Linked DNA regions of Homo sapiens: region 1 is linked to region 2. The links are chromatin loops, found by intact Hi-C in ENCODE. Cell type or tissue: PC-9. All regions are shown on one strand. Each heading gives the region's core, and the rest is flanking DNA. Links, peaks and the distances in the headings are about the cores only.

Evidence for each region. Peaks named below come from ENCODE experiments on the same cell type or tissue, not always from the same donor. Only the 100,000 strongest peaks of a DNase experiment are listed, where the experiment ranks them.
Region 1: a loop joins it to region 2, with 4 times the contacts of the local background. A loop is called at or near these places in 1 of 110 quality-filtered maps.

Annotation. Positions count from the first base shown.
Region 1 is chr12:101,890,770-101,898,198 of GRCh38, reverse strand. DRAM1 (DNA damage regulated autophagy modulator 1) reads right to left here. Exons shown (of 7, transcript NM_018370.3): 2 at 269-336. Among named protein-coding and RNA genes, the nearest start is that of DRAM1, 17 kb to the right of the region's middle. In PC-9, for the core only: no CTCF peak of the experiment used is centred there; a DNase peak (open chromatin) is centred at 3,228; H3K27ac peaks cover 1,537 bases.
Region 2 is chr12:102,560,298-102,567,726 of GRCh38, reverse strand. The region is part of intron 11 of LINC02456 (long intergenic non-protein coding RNA 2456); the gene reads right to left. Among named protein-coding and RNA genes, the nearest start is that of IGF1, 83 kb to the right of the region's middle. In PC-9, for the core only: no CTCF peak of the experiment used is centred there; DNase peaks (open chromatin) are centred at 3,506 and 4,566; H3K4me3 peaks cover 1,917 bases; H3K27ac peaks cover 4,648 bases.

The DNA of each region.
Region 1 (7,429 bases), core at 803-5,802, 670 kb after region 2:
ACTACAAAAAATTAGCTGGGCGTGGTGGTGTGCACCTGTAGTACCAGCTACTCCGGAGGCTGAGGTGGGAGGACTGCTTGAGCCTGGCAGGTTGAGGCTGCAGTGAGCCGTGATCACGCCACTGCACTCCAGCCTGGATGACAGAGACCCTGTCTCAGAAAAAATAAATAAAATAAAATAAAAATTATATGAAAACTACAAATGACACATCAACTTCACTTGGAATTGTGAGCTTTTCAATTATTTATAATAATTATTGTGTACTTACCAAGAAATGCAGAGAAGTTTATCATAAATCCAAAAATACCACTCTCTGGAGGTGTTGTTCCCGTATCACTGGCAAAGGGAAGAAATGTCCAAATTATTAGAAAGAAATTCTGTCCAGACCTCTGGGAAGACACGTAATTGGCGAGTTTTATATTCTGTTTCTTTTAGGTGTTCAGCCACTTTGAATTCCAAAGATTTGGCCTGATTTTGTTCTAAAGTATTTTCATTTTGGCTCTGAAAAATCTAAAATTTATTTTTATACCATGAGAGATTCCATAGTAAAAAGCCAGAAAATGTTTAAAATGAATGGTGCTGCCATTTTTCAAATGATCGAACCCACTAACCTTGGTATGTGTTCCTTCTCAGTGAAGAATGACTACTTTGAAAAAGAAAAACAAAAACAAAAAAAAAAGATCTAAAATCATGTTTGAGGCCGGGTGCAGCGGCTCACACCTGTAATCCCAGCACTTTGGGAGGTGGAGGTGGGAGGATCACCTGAGGTCAGGAGTTCAAGACCAGCCTGGCCAACATGGTAAAACCCCCATCTCTACTAAAAATACAAAAATTAGCCTAGCATGGTGGCAGGTGCCTGTAGTCCCAACTACTTGGGAGGCTGAAGCAGGAAAATCTCTTGAACCAGGGAGGCGGAGGTTATGGTGAGCCGAGATCATGCCACTGCATTCGAGCCTGGGCAACAGAGCAAGACTCGGTCTCAAAAAAAAAATAAAAATAAATCGCGTTTGAAAATTCTAATATTGGCATGTTAAATACACATAAACACATCACTTTATTTTCTAATAATTGAGATTTTATTATCTGCTGAAAATATTATGATAAAAATCTGAGGCCGGTCACGGTGGCTCACGCCTGTAATCCCAGCACTTTGGGAGGCTGAGGCGGGCGGATCACCTGAGGTCAGAAGTTCGAGACCAGCCTGACCAACATGGAGAAGCCTCATCTCTACTAAAAATACAAAATTAGCCGGCCATGGTGGCACATGCCTGTAACCCCAGCTACTCAGGAGGCTGAGGCAGGAGAATCACTTGAACCCAGGAGGCGGAGGTTGCGGTGAGCCGAGATCACACCATTGCACTCCAGCCTAAGCAACAACAGTGAAACTCTGTCTCAAAAAAAAAAAAGAAAAAGAAAACTGAACAATATTATTGATCTCTAGGAATACTTTATGGAAATAATAGGGTATCTAGGGTATATTAATTGTGGTAAATTATTTTAACAAAAAAGGGTTTCTGTAAAACATTTTTCAGGTACAGTCTTTCAATTAATTAAATGAGTTGGAAAATACTGTTTGACATGTTCTTTTTTTTTATTTTTTAGAGACAGGGTTTTGCTATGTTACCCAGGCTGGTTTTGAAGTCCTGAGCTCAAGCAATCCTCTTGCCTCAACCTCCGAAAGTGCTGGGATTACAGGTGTAAGCCACCATGTCTGGCCAACATGTTCTATTTTCTATTAGTGCCAAGCTTTAATTTTTTTCATTTTCAGGCTGCTCACTTTAAAACTGATGGCAAAAGAGCTCCCAACATGAAACAACTTGAACTCATTTTGAGTGTTTCTACATTTGTAAACAGCTCTGAAATTTAAGTATTAAAAAACCGATCACGTTGAAAATGATGCACTTGTAAGTGTTTGAAGAATTCCACAAGGAGCCTGTGTGTGCAGAAAACAGGAATTTTTTAAGTTTTGCGAACACTTAGTATTTAAACTGGAGTATAAAGAAGTTAATAGGGCCGGGCACAGTGGCCCACGCCTGTAATCCCAGCACTTTCGGAGGTCGAGGCAGGTGGATCACCTGTGGTCAGGAGTTCGAGACCAGCCTGACCAACATGATGAAATCCCATCTCTACTAAAAAATACAAAAATTAGCTAAGCATGGTGGTGGGTGCCTGTAATCCCAGCTACTCAGGAGGCTGAGGCAGGAGAATCGCTTGAACCCAGGAGGCAGAGGTTGCAGTGAGCCAAGATTGCGCCATTGCACTCCAGCCTGGGCAACAGAGCAAGACTCCGTCTCAAAAAAAAGAAAAAGAAGTTAATAGCCTCCCTTACGACCAGGCGCGGTGGTTCACACCTGTAATCCCAGCACTACGGGAGCCCGAGGCAGGTGGATCACGAGGTCAGGAGTTCAAGACCAGCCTGGCCAACATGGTGAAACCCTGTCTCTACTAAACATATAAAAAATTAGCCAGGCGCGGTGGCAGACGCCGGTAATCCCAGCTAATCCGGAGGCTGAGGCAGGAGAATCGCTTGAACTCAGAGGGCGGAGGTTGCAGTGAGCCGAGATCGTGCCACTGTACTCCAGTCTGGGTGACAGAGTGAGACTCCTTCTCAAAAAAAAAAAAAAAAAAAAAATAGCCTCCCTTACAGCAAATGCCTTTATTCCAAATTAATTCAATTTCAATGTCACTGGTATTGCAAGAACCTGAAGGGTTTAGGATTTAGGCTGGGTATAGTGGCTCATGCCTGTAATTCCAGGACTTCTGTGGGCCGAGGCGGGAAGATCACTTGAGCTCAGGAGTTCGAGACCAGCCTGGCCAACATGGTGAAACCCTGTTTCTACTAAAAATACAAAAATTAACTGGGCATGGTACAGCGTGCCTGTAATCCAAGCTACTCGGGAGACTGAGGCAGGAGAATCACTTGAACCCAGGAGGTAGAGTTTGCAGTGAGCTGAGATCACGCCACTGCACTCCAGCCTGGGTAAAAAAAAAAAAAAAAAAAAAAAAAAAAAACCTGAAGGGTTTCGAATTTAGCATTACCACTTTTCCTACAATAACCATTTTTCACACTACAGGAATGTTGAGGTGGAGGATGCCCTTCTGAGCACAATGCTGAATGGGCAGAGAGACAGGAATGGGAACCAGTAATGGGGAAAAAAGCAGAGACAGCTCATAACCTTGGGCAGCACTTTTGCCACACAATTAACTCTGCCAGGGAAATCAGGCCTCCCTGCCTTGGCCTGAGGGTATAAAAAAGCAGGCACCAGGTGACTCATCCTAGAGTTCTTGTTACACAGGTCTGAGAATAATTCTGAACCTCAGACAGCCACATGCCAGGCATCGGAGCAAACACAGAGGAGAAGCGCTGGGAAGAAGGTTGTTTGCCTGTCTGTGGAGAAAGGGAAGGCAATGAAAGAATGAGGAGGATATTTAGGAAGATAGGGAGGTGGCGATATGAAGGTGCTCTAGGTGCTCTGACTGAAGAGAAGACCAGACCTGGGGACTCTGTCTATTGATGGCAAATTGAGACTATGTCAAAGGCCCAGGTGTGGAGTCCACATGACATCAAACACGTGATCTGAAAACTTGGAATTCCAGGGTCGTGTTCTATTCTTGCTTATCTGTACATTTAAAACCATACAGGTGGAGGCCAGGCACGGTAGCTCACACCTGTAATCCCAGCATTTTGGGAGGCCGAGGAGGATGGATCACTTGAGCTCAGGAGTTCGAAACCAGTCTGGGCAACATGGTGAAACCCTGTCTCTACAAAAAATACAAAAATTGGCCGGGTGTGGTAGCTCATGCCTGTAATCCCAGCACTTTGGGAGGCTGAGACGGGTGGATCACTTCGGGTTAGGAGTTCAAGACCAGCCTGGCCAACATGGTGAAACCCCATCTCTACTAAAATATAAAAATTAGCCAGGCATAGTGGTGCATGCCTGTAATCCCAGCTACTCAGGAGGCTGAGGCAGGAGAATCATTTGAACCTGGGAGGTGGAGGTTGCAGTGAGCCGAGATCATGCCATTGCACTCCAGCCTAGGCAATAGCATGAGACTCTGTCTCAAAAATTAAAAAATAAATAAAAAATAAAATAAATACAAAAAGCCAGGCATGGCGGCACCTACCTGTAGTCCCAGCTACTTGGGAGGCTAAGGTGGAAAGATCACTTGAGCCCAGTAGGCAGAGGTTGCAGTGAGCCAAGATCATGCCACTGCCCTCCAGCCTGGGTGACAGAGTGAGACCTTGTCTCAAAAATAAATTAATTAATTAATTTTAAAAAAAAACATACAGGTGAAGGGAAGCTCAGAATATTTGGGACTAAGATTAAAATAAATAAGTAAATAAATAAAACTATACAGGTGGAACCAAAAGCACTTTGCAAATAGCCATTGAATGAATATCAGTACTGGCCAAAAAAAAAAAAAAATTGACCTAATCAACACCACTTACTGAGCATTGACTATGTACCCACCAGGCACCATTAGGTGCTTACCATATATCAGTTCATTTCATCTTTACAACCCTGAGGGGGGTCTATATCAACCCCATTTTACAAAGTAGGAAATTGGGTATTAGAGAGGCTATATAACTTGTTCAAGATCACAGAGCTACACAGAGGATTCCCTATCCCAATACAGATGTTTAACTCCCTGACTTCCCAGCCTCTCCTCTGCTTTAACAGCAGACAAGGAACTAAGCCATTAGGAGAATGATTGGGGGCGGGGAGCAAACACTAATATAGATGCTGGTCAGTGTTTAACAGCCAGCTCTGGAGGGTGCCTGGTTTGTGGCATTTGCCAACTTCCATGGTGAAAATACTCTCAACACGTTAAAATTCAGGCTACCAAAAGAACCAAAACAAAAAAACGAAATAAATAAATAAAAACAAAATTTGGGCTACCAAACGGCAGGTCACTGAACGTGGAGTTGGAAGAGAGGCACACAGTCCCTGCTCAGGAGCAGACACCAGCTAGCTCCAGCACACCACGGGAATGAACCAGCATGGTGATGAGAAGACATCATTATGCCTTTGTTGTAGACCAGAAAGATGTAAACTAGGCAAGATCTTAGAAACTCCTCAAATGCTATAATTGTAAAACCTTTCTGCCAAATACTGCCATGGTAAATCTGATTATTTTTCAGGATGACTGAGGCTATAACACCCACCATCAATGCCTGAATATCAATGGCCCACATTCCTACACCTTTGCACTGCAACAGTACAATACAACAGTGTTGACACAACAAAAATTCATAACCAGTTGTTTGATTAAACACCCATCTTTTCAAAGTTTTTTTCTTTTAACTCCACAGATAGCTATAGAATTTACTCATTCATCAGCAAAATATTTGTTAGATACAATCTGAGTCACAAATTCCCAAATCTATCAGATAACAATTATCAATTTGTGATTTATTTACACTAAGTGTAGAATTCAAAGAGGTGAGGAAATAAAAAATACATAAAAATAATTTTAAAAAAATTCCACTAAGTGACAAAGCAGTACCAATTTACATTAGCTGAAATTTTGCTCAAGAATAGTTCATGAAAACTTTCCAAGAGGCAAATGAAAATGTGAACGTTTCAAAACTTTTAAGAACAATAGTGTTTGCCCATTACCATTTTAAAGATGAAAGAAGGCTGGGCGCACATTAGCTCACACCTGTAGTAATCCCAGCACTCTGAGAGGCCGAGGCAGGTGGATCACTTGAGGTTAGGGGCTCGAGACCAGCCTGGCCAACATGGTGAAACCCTATCTCTACTAAAAATACAAAAAAAAAAAAAAAAAAAAAAATTAGCCTGGCATGGTGGTGGGTGCCTGTAATCCCAGCTACTCAGGAGGCTGAGGCATAAGAATCTCTTGAACCCAGGAGGTGGAGGTTGCAGTGAGCCGAGATCGCACCACTGCATACCAGCCTGGGCGACACAGCAAGACTCTGTCTCAAAAAAAAAAATAAAAAATAAAATAAAAATGAAATAGCTCTTACCTCTCAATGAAAAATGTTCTTATGTCTTTCCACGTCTGATTTTATATATTAAGTAAATATTTTTTACTTTTGTTGGTTTGTTTTTTGCTTTTTTGGACAGCATACATAAGTAAATATTAAGTCACATATTCTGGTGATACTGGAATCCAGATAAGTAAACACTAAGAGGTAACCAAGAGACCCTGTGGGTAACCTCTTTTTATTTATTTATTTTTTTTAAGCTCAAGCTAAATGATTCCATCATGCAAGGGCAGAGGTAGTAGTATTTGGGTGGCCTAACTGTGCCTGGGTGCCTGATTCAGTACACTGGAGAATGAGTGAGAGGCAAAACCAGTTGCTTCCCAGCCTGGCAGCAGTAGTCTCTCTACCCAGCTCCTACCACATCATTCTGCACCACACAGTTTCTGCAGTGCAGTGGGCCCTGCCCAGCTCCACCCACCACCTGATTTGCCTCCTTGCTAATAAGGCACTTTCTGGAAACTGTAAAGAGGACAAGGCCAGCAAATTGTTCATTTGCCTGTGGTTCAGAAGCTGTTGAGGCTGTTATGTATACACAGTTATTTTAGGGGTAGGTTGTGCCTAGGAAATCCGTTTATGTCCACATTTCCTGTATTTACATTTCTGCAAGTTAAGCAGACTGTGGAAAATTCCAAGTCGTTTGTGTAACATCCTACTTCAAACTAATTTATGATGTTAAGCTAGTGAATAATCACTTGATACTGAAAGGAATGAAAACGATACAAAGAAAACATGCTGGATAATAGAAGACTTTCTGAAGCTTGGTCAAACTTTGTTCTTTAAGTTACTGGATACACAGGATTTAAATATTCCAAAGCCTAGAATTATGGTTTATTGGAGGAACTTAGATGCTAACAAAATGCAACATCATGTGTGTCTCCAGCCTGAAATTTATTAGATTGTTCCAAACTCATACACTAATTGCTTGGATGATTGATAGGGACTTAGAATCTAAAAAAAACATAATTCCCCAGTATAAAGAGAACATCATTTCCTTTATCTTTATAATATTTAAATATATTATTTAAAAGGGATAAGTACGGAATAAAAAGTCATACTACATTTTATTAGCTACTTTTAGTTACGAGAGCTAACTTTCTGGCAGCTTCACTTGGTGATGACTGTTTTAGAATGTGGGGGGCAGGCCGGGCGCGGTGGCTCACGCCTGTAATCCCAGCACTTTGGGAGGCCGAGGCGGGCGGATCACAAGGTCAAGAGATCGAGACCATCCTGGCCAACATGGTGAAACCCCGTCTCTATTAAAAGTATAAAAATTAGCTGGGCGTGGTGGCGGGCGCCTGTAGTCCCAGCTACTCGGAAGGCTGAGGCAGGAGAATCGCTTGAACCCGGGAAGTGGAGGTTGCAGTGAGCTGAGATCACGCCATTGCACTCCAGCCTGGGTGACAGAGCAAGACGCCGACT
Region 2 (7,429 bases), core at 1,445-6,444:
GCTGTGTGACCTGGGGAAGGGAGCTCACCTCCCTGAATAGTGGATTTTGCACCTGTAAAATGAATCAAGGAACACCCACCTGGCAGGGCTGTCATGAGGATTAAGTGAGAGACTCATGAGGCTCTGAGCACTGTGCCTGGTGTGTGATAAACCTTCAGTAAATGGTCCCTATATCGGTGAGCATCAAGCATTTCCAAAGGGAAAAAATAAGACAAAAACTCTTTAAGATCAAGACAGGAGGAGGCTGAAAGTTTCTAGATGCAAAAAGAATTTGCTTTCCTGATACATAAAATAACTTTCACACAGGGAAGAGACTGCAAAAGTGAATCATTCATTCCACAAATATGCCAGCTATGCACCAGGCACTGGGGAATTTGAAGATCAACAAGATAGAAATGGTCCCTGCCCTTCCAGAAAATAACAGTCTAGAGGGGATGCAGACACAGAAACAGGCAATTACAGCAAGGAGTCTGGTCAGGGTCCCATCTCTCTTACACAGTGCCCTGGTGCCCCATCCCCACCACCCACCCCCAGAAACCACATCGGAGCCCCATCCTGTGCTCACATCCCACTTCCTGCCAATCCAAAGAGGAGACTTGAAATCATTGACCCTGACCTTCCCGGGTTACAAGTTCTAATAAGATGAGCACACCAGCTTCCAGCCAATGACTGAGCTTTAGAGCTCCACCTTCCTAGACTGCTGTTATGACCTGAATGTTATGAGCTAAATTGTGTCTTCCCAAAATTTATATGTTGAAGCCCTAACCCCTAATCCCTCCCAATGTAACTGTATTTTGGCCTTTAAATAAGTGATTAAAATAAAAATGAGGCCATTAGGATGGGATCTAATCTAATCTAACTGGTGTCCTTATAAGAAGAGAAAATTTGGACACACAAACAGAGATACCAGAGGTGCGCACACACACAGGGAAAAGGCTATGTGAAGACACAGGAAGAGGATGGTCATGTTTAAGAAAAGGAGTGAGGAACTATAAGGAATAAAAATACATTGCCAGGAAAAAAAGCATAGTATGTAGAATTATGAAGTTTTAGAGCTGGAAGGAACCTTTATTTTTATTTTTATTTTTTGAGATGGAGTCTCACTCTGTCACCAGGCTGGAGTGCAGTGGTGCAATCTCAGCTCACTGCAACCTCCACCTCCCGGGTTCAAGGGATTCTCCTGCCTCAGCCTCCAGAGTAGCTGGGACTACAGGCATGTACCAACAAGCCCAGCTAATTTTTGTAGTTTTAGTAGAGATGGGGTTTTACCATGTTGTCCAGGATGGTCTCGATCTCGTGACCTTGTGATCCACCCCCACTCAGCCTCCCAAAGTGCTGGGATTACAGGCGTGAGCCACCACGCCTGGCCAGGAAACCTTACAGGAAACGTTTTTATTCCTTTCATTTAACAGATGTGTATACTGGTACCTAGAGAATTTAGGTGATTTGTCCAAGATCACAGACATGACTAGAACTAGAACTGAAACTAGAAGCCAGATTCCCTAACTCCAAGTCTATTAAACATCACACATTGCTCTACCTTTTCTCCAATTATTTTGATACAATAATTAACTTACATAAAAATACCTCATATCCGAACTTCCGGTTGAATTGCTGTTTATATAAGAATGTATTATAACTATTTGAAAAGCATTTCTGTAGCAGGCAAAATGTAAAAAGATGTAGAAACGTGGCCATGTACATGCCCAGCGTTTCTCTTTTTATCATTTCTTCATTCATCCTTTGGCCTCGTGCTATGTGTTCAATGCTGTGCTTGATGCAGAAGAAAACAAGTAGAAGATACAGTCCCAACTTATAAGGAGTTCTGTGCACACACTAGTTGGGAAGACATTTCTGTAAGTAACTGTTCAGTTGGTTACTTAGCAAATATATGACGAGCCCCTGCTCTGTACTAGATAACTCTGTTAGGTTCCAGAAACGTAGTGGTGAGTTTGGGTAAGGTTAGGCTGCTGTAACAAAGGAACCAAAATAATCCAGTGGTTTAAAGACTGAAGTAAATGACTTCTTCATGTAATAATTTGAGGTAAGTGTTCAGGTTGGTGGGTAGCTCTACCTCACTTGGTCCCGTGGGCCTACATCCCTCACCCTCTGCCATCTCCTGCAGCTTTGTCATCCAGCCTCTATATGGGGGGCACTGAGTCATAGTTGGCTCCAGCTGTCAACAATAGAAAGGAGAAATAGAAGTGGCACCCAGCATTTGTGCCACATTTGATACGCCAAAATTTAATCACATGGCCACACATAGCTGCAAGGGAGGCTAAGAAGTAGAGGTAGCTAGGCAGCATGCGTCTAGCATAATTCTGTCACCTTGTGTCTCCCCACAAAGAGGAGAATGGGCTTGCAGAGATGGCTAGTTGTCTTGGCCCCAGCATGCAAAGCCTTCACAGTATCTCTGTATGCATCCACAATCTATCTAGGGAGACAAAATAATAAAATCCTTACAAATTACAGTAAATGTCATAAAGGAAAGGTACATGATCCTTAAGAACATAGAATGGGAGGACTGACCGGGTCAAGGCCGGAACATCCAGTCAGCAGGAAGAGCCCATGAAAAGGCCTGGATGCAGATGATGGGGGAGCTGGTTAGAAGCTCAGATCCTGGAGCCAGACTTCCTCTAGAAGACTGAAGAAGGTTTGAGTCTTAGCTCTAGAACTTACTGACTGTGAGACCTTGGAGGAGTCATTTAACCTCTTTATGTCTTAGTCCCTTGTTTGTGGAATAATAAACATTATTATTATATAATATAGCAATAACTATAATTATTATATCAGTACCTTTGTTATGAGGACTAATTGTAAATGCTATACTATAGGCACATACTAAATATAGCTAACACTACCTAGGGATATGGGGAACATCCATCTCAGGTCAGAATTTTAACAAGTAGTAATCTAGGTGAAGAGCTGTCTGGTAGTGGTTATTTAGGATTTTCTAGGCAAAGACACAGGCTTTTATTATTGCAAGTAATTCAAGAGTTTCTATCTCTTAGTCTGTGAAAAAACCCAGGCTTGACCAAATATGCTCATTCCATGGAACGAGGGGAAATGTCTAACTAGTCCATCTTTGTGCTGCTGCCACCAGAGTAGGAATAAATCATGTTATTTGTACATTATACATTGGTACAGGAATTCTCAAGGGGTGGCAACAAAGAACTTCAATGTATATAGTCAGGTGGACATTCCCTTTTTTTTTTTTTTTTTTGTCGACTCAAAGGAAAAACTTCCCCTTCACTGAGGGTTTGCTGAAAATCAACTGATCAAAGGCAGATTAATAGGGGGAAAAGCATACAGGTTTATTAAATCATAGTTTTATATGACGTGGGGAACTTCAGCATGAAGACCTAAGGATATAGGGGGAACTATCCATTTTATGTGTAGGTTAAGGAAGTATGGACAGCTGTGTAGAAAGAGGATGGAACAGAAAGGCTATGACCTAATGCTACTAGACTAAGTGGCGAAAACCAGCAAGGACTGTCTGTCTAGATTCTTCTTGGCCTCTCTGAGCAGCGTTCCTTCCTTCTGGGTGTGGGGCAGGACCTTCTCTGGAATGAGGATCTTATGACCTGCAATCAAGCAGGTCAGATAATTTATTTAAGTCTAGTTTTTACACAGAAAGGAGGGAAGGGGTTAGAGTACTATTTTCAGGTTTTATGGCCGGCTTTGGTGAAAAGGGGGTCTGTTTTCTTTTTTTTTATTATTATACTTTAAGTTCTAGGGTACATGTGCACAACGTGCAGGTTTGTTACATATGTATACATGTGCCATGTTGGTGTGCTGTACCCATTAACTTGTCGTTTACATTAGGTATATCTCCTAATGCTGTCCCTCCCCCCTCTCCCCACCCCACAACAGGCCCCGGTGTGTGATGTTCCCCTTCCTGTGTCCAAGTGTTCTCCAAAAGCAATGGCAACAAAAGCCAAAACTGACAAATGGGTTCTGTTTTCTACAACCCACTTTGGGGAAGAAGGATTCTAATGTCTACAGCAAGCCTCAGGGTAGACTGAGGGGCAGGAGGGCAGGAGAAAGTGACAGAGAAACGTTTGCTTCTGAGGCTGCTGCTGAGGCCTTCATTTTGAGGTGTTATATTTTGAGCCCCAACAGTCTGTGCATATTCCTTTGTGTTTTCAAAATCAGTGAATTTCAAATCTAAGTTCCCCTTACACTGCGCAGTTCATGTGTTCTACAATGGTCATTTGGGGCCTCCTCTCATGCCTGGCATTAGATAGATCCGGGGTCTTCTGTAGGACCCTGAAACAGGGAGTCCCCCTTATCCACCAAGCACTGTAGAGATGCATTAGTTCTGTTTTCTCTTCTGGTGGTCCCTTCAGATCGTGGGACTGCAAAGTGACTCTGGGGAGCCCAGTGTTTATTTGTGGCCTCTGCCACTGTCCCCTCTGAGATCAGCCACCTCCTTGGAGCACTGCCAGGGAGTGACGATGTAGGAACCTTGTCCACTGCTCCCAGAAACCACAAACCTCTGCCCCCTTCCTACTGTCTGAGATTTCTTTTTTTAGCTTGGGAGAATCTTCCTCCCACTGTTTACCTTTTCCTCAGGGCTATCCTCTCTCTCCTCAAACTCTCTAGACTAGAGCACCTAGAAAATACCCTCAGTGGCATGGAATTTTGAAAACAAAAGCCAGGAAAGACAATTGTTTATATCCTTCATTCCTTGCCACATACCTGCCTGAGACCAAGGAAGCAGGCTCCTGCTGCCTGCTAAGTTGGGGAACTGCAGAGGAGGAAACCCAGGAAGAAGGAATGAAATGGGAAATAATTATCTTGCTACAACAATGGCACCTGTGTTTCTGTCCACCTAGGGAGCCATTTTTATCAGAAACTTCCAAATTTGCCTCTTTCAGAGGTCTCTCCTTCCCTTTCTGCCCCAAAGTGCAGGACTCCAGCAACAGCAAGTCGGATACCCTGAGAAGAGGCCCCCAGACATTGTGTGTGCATGTTTGCTTGTTTTAGTGTGCTTGCATTTGTTTCGATTAACAGTTGCACTAGTTATCAATGATTAAATGTCTGCAGTTTTTTCACATAAAATCAGGATATCTTGGCTTTTTTTTTTGGACTCTTCCAAAGTACCGAAGCTGCATTCCCAAATGGCGACAGTGGAGCGCTGACTAGTGAACCTTGTCCTCCTTCAGATGGAGTGCGCGTCACCTGGTTTCCTACAGAACCCAGCACCCCTAACTCCCTAAAATCCAGGTCTGGTGCCAGATGCCAAGTATCATTTAATTGGGATACTGTTTTCTAACCCTACAGATCAGAGGAAAATAACTATTTTATGGACCCATGTTTAATGTAGAGAAGTTAAAGGCAGACCAAGAGCAAAGAGGGCATTTTTGCTTTAGGAAAAGTGGGAGTGAGGGCATTTCCTTGTGGAAGTGAAAATATTTGCACATGTTTAGTATGCGTGCGAAGTGTGTCTGGGTCTGAGAATACAACTTCAGAGTAGAGTTGCCAGATGAAATACGGGATACAGTTGAATTTGAATTTCAAATAAACAATGGATTTTTTTTAGTGGGAGTATGTCCCAAATATTGCACAGGCAATATACTTTTAGTTTAAAAAATCATTGTTTCTCCAAAATTTAAATTTAACTGGAAATTTTGTACTTTTTTCCCCTCCTAAATCTAGCCATCTTACCGGAGAGGCTGTTGGAAATCAAATCTGTCTCCTTGCTCATTTTCTTTACCTGCCATGCCTATTTCCTGCTATGGTGGTGCAGGGAAGGTAGAAGCACAGGCTCTAGAGAATTCAGAATTGCAACCTTTAAATGTAGATAGCAAAGGCTGCATTTCGAATCTAAATATGGACCTTGAGCAAGTACAGACAAAGAGAATGAAGCTTCTTTTTAATAAGGATCTTAGTACCCAGAGAGAAGACTTTTGTGTGAAAATATCAGAGATTTGGCCAGGTGCAGTGGCTCATGCCTGTAATCCCAGCACTTTGGGAGGCCGAGGTGGGCAGATCACCTGGGGTCAGGAGTTCAAGACCAGCCTGGCCAACACAGTGAAACCCCGTCTCTACAAAAATTAGCCAGGCATGATGGCGCATACCTGTAATCCCAGCTACTCGGGAGGCTGAGGCAGGAGAATCACTTGAACCCGGGAGATGGAGGTTGCAGTGAGCCAAAATCATGCCATTGCACTCCAGCCTGGGCAACAGAGAGAGACTCTGTCAAAAAAAAAAAAAAAAAAAATTCAGAGGTTTTAAGAACATAAGATCCCAGTGGATAGTTTTTTGTTTTTTTTTTTAAATCGAAAACAGATCTGAACAAAGATAATTCCCTAACCACAACTCGTCAAGGGGTTTTAGCAAATGCTTAGTGAGAAGCAATTAGACATTACTATGTGCCATATAGTTTCCCAGGTCACATATGATTGTGTTTGTGTGATCATTAAACTAGTTGTGATCTTCATTCCACTCATTCTCAATTAAATCTTTGTTAAAGAATTGGAACCATTCACAGGAAGTGTTTTAGATAGATTCCTGGGCTGCGTGTGTCTGGGTTCTACCTGAATACCACAGTCATGACTTGGGTTCTCAGAGCAGTTAATATTTTGAAACCCACAGGTTTGGGATATTTGGAAACAGATGGCTGATTAAGAACCTGATTCCAGGCAGGGCGCGGTGGCTCACGCCTGTAATCCCAGCACTTTGGGAGGCCGAGGCGGGTGGATCATGAGGTCAGGAGATCGAGACCATCCTGGCTAACAAGGTGAAACCCCGTCTCTACTAAAAATACAAAAAAAAATTAGCCAGGCACGGTGGCGGGCGCCTGTAGTCCCAGCTACTCGGGAGGCTGAGGCAGGAGAATGGCGTGAACCCGGGAAGCGGAGCTTGCAGTGAGCCGAGACTGCGCCACTGCAGTCTGCAGTCCGGCCTGGGCGACAGAGCGAGACTCCGTCTCAAAAAAAAAAAAAAAAAAAAAAGAACCTGATTCCTGTCTTACAGTATGAAATGGTGTATTAGTCAGGGTTCTCTAGAGGGACAGAACTAATAGGATGGACGTATATATGAAAGTGAGTTTATTAAGGAGTACTGACTCACATGATCACAAGGTGAAGTGCCACAATAGGCTATCTGCAAGCTGAAGAGCAAGGAAGCCAGTCCGAGTCCCAAAACCTCAAAAGTAGGGAAGCTGACAGTGCAGCCTTTGGTCTGTGGTCAAAAGTCCAAGAATAAAAAAGCTAAAGAACTTGGGAGTCCAACGTTTGAGAACAGGAAGCCTCCAGCACGGGAGAAAGATGGAGGCCAGAAGACTCAGCCAGTCTAGTTTTTCCACGTTCCTCTGCCTGCTTTTATCCTAGCCGGGCTGGCAGCTGATTAGATGGTGCCTACCTGGACTGAGGGTGGGTCTGCCTCTCCCAGTCCACTGACTCAAATGTTAATCTCCTTTGAT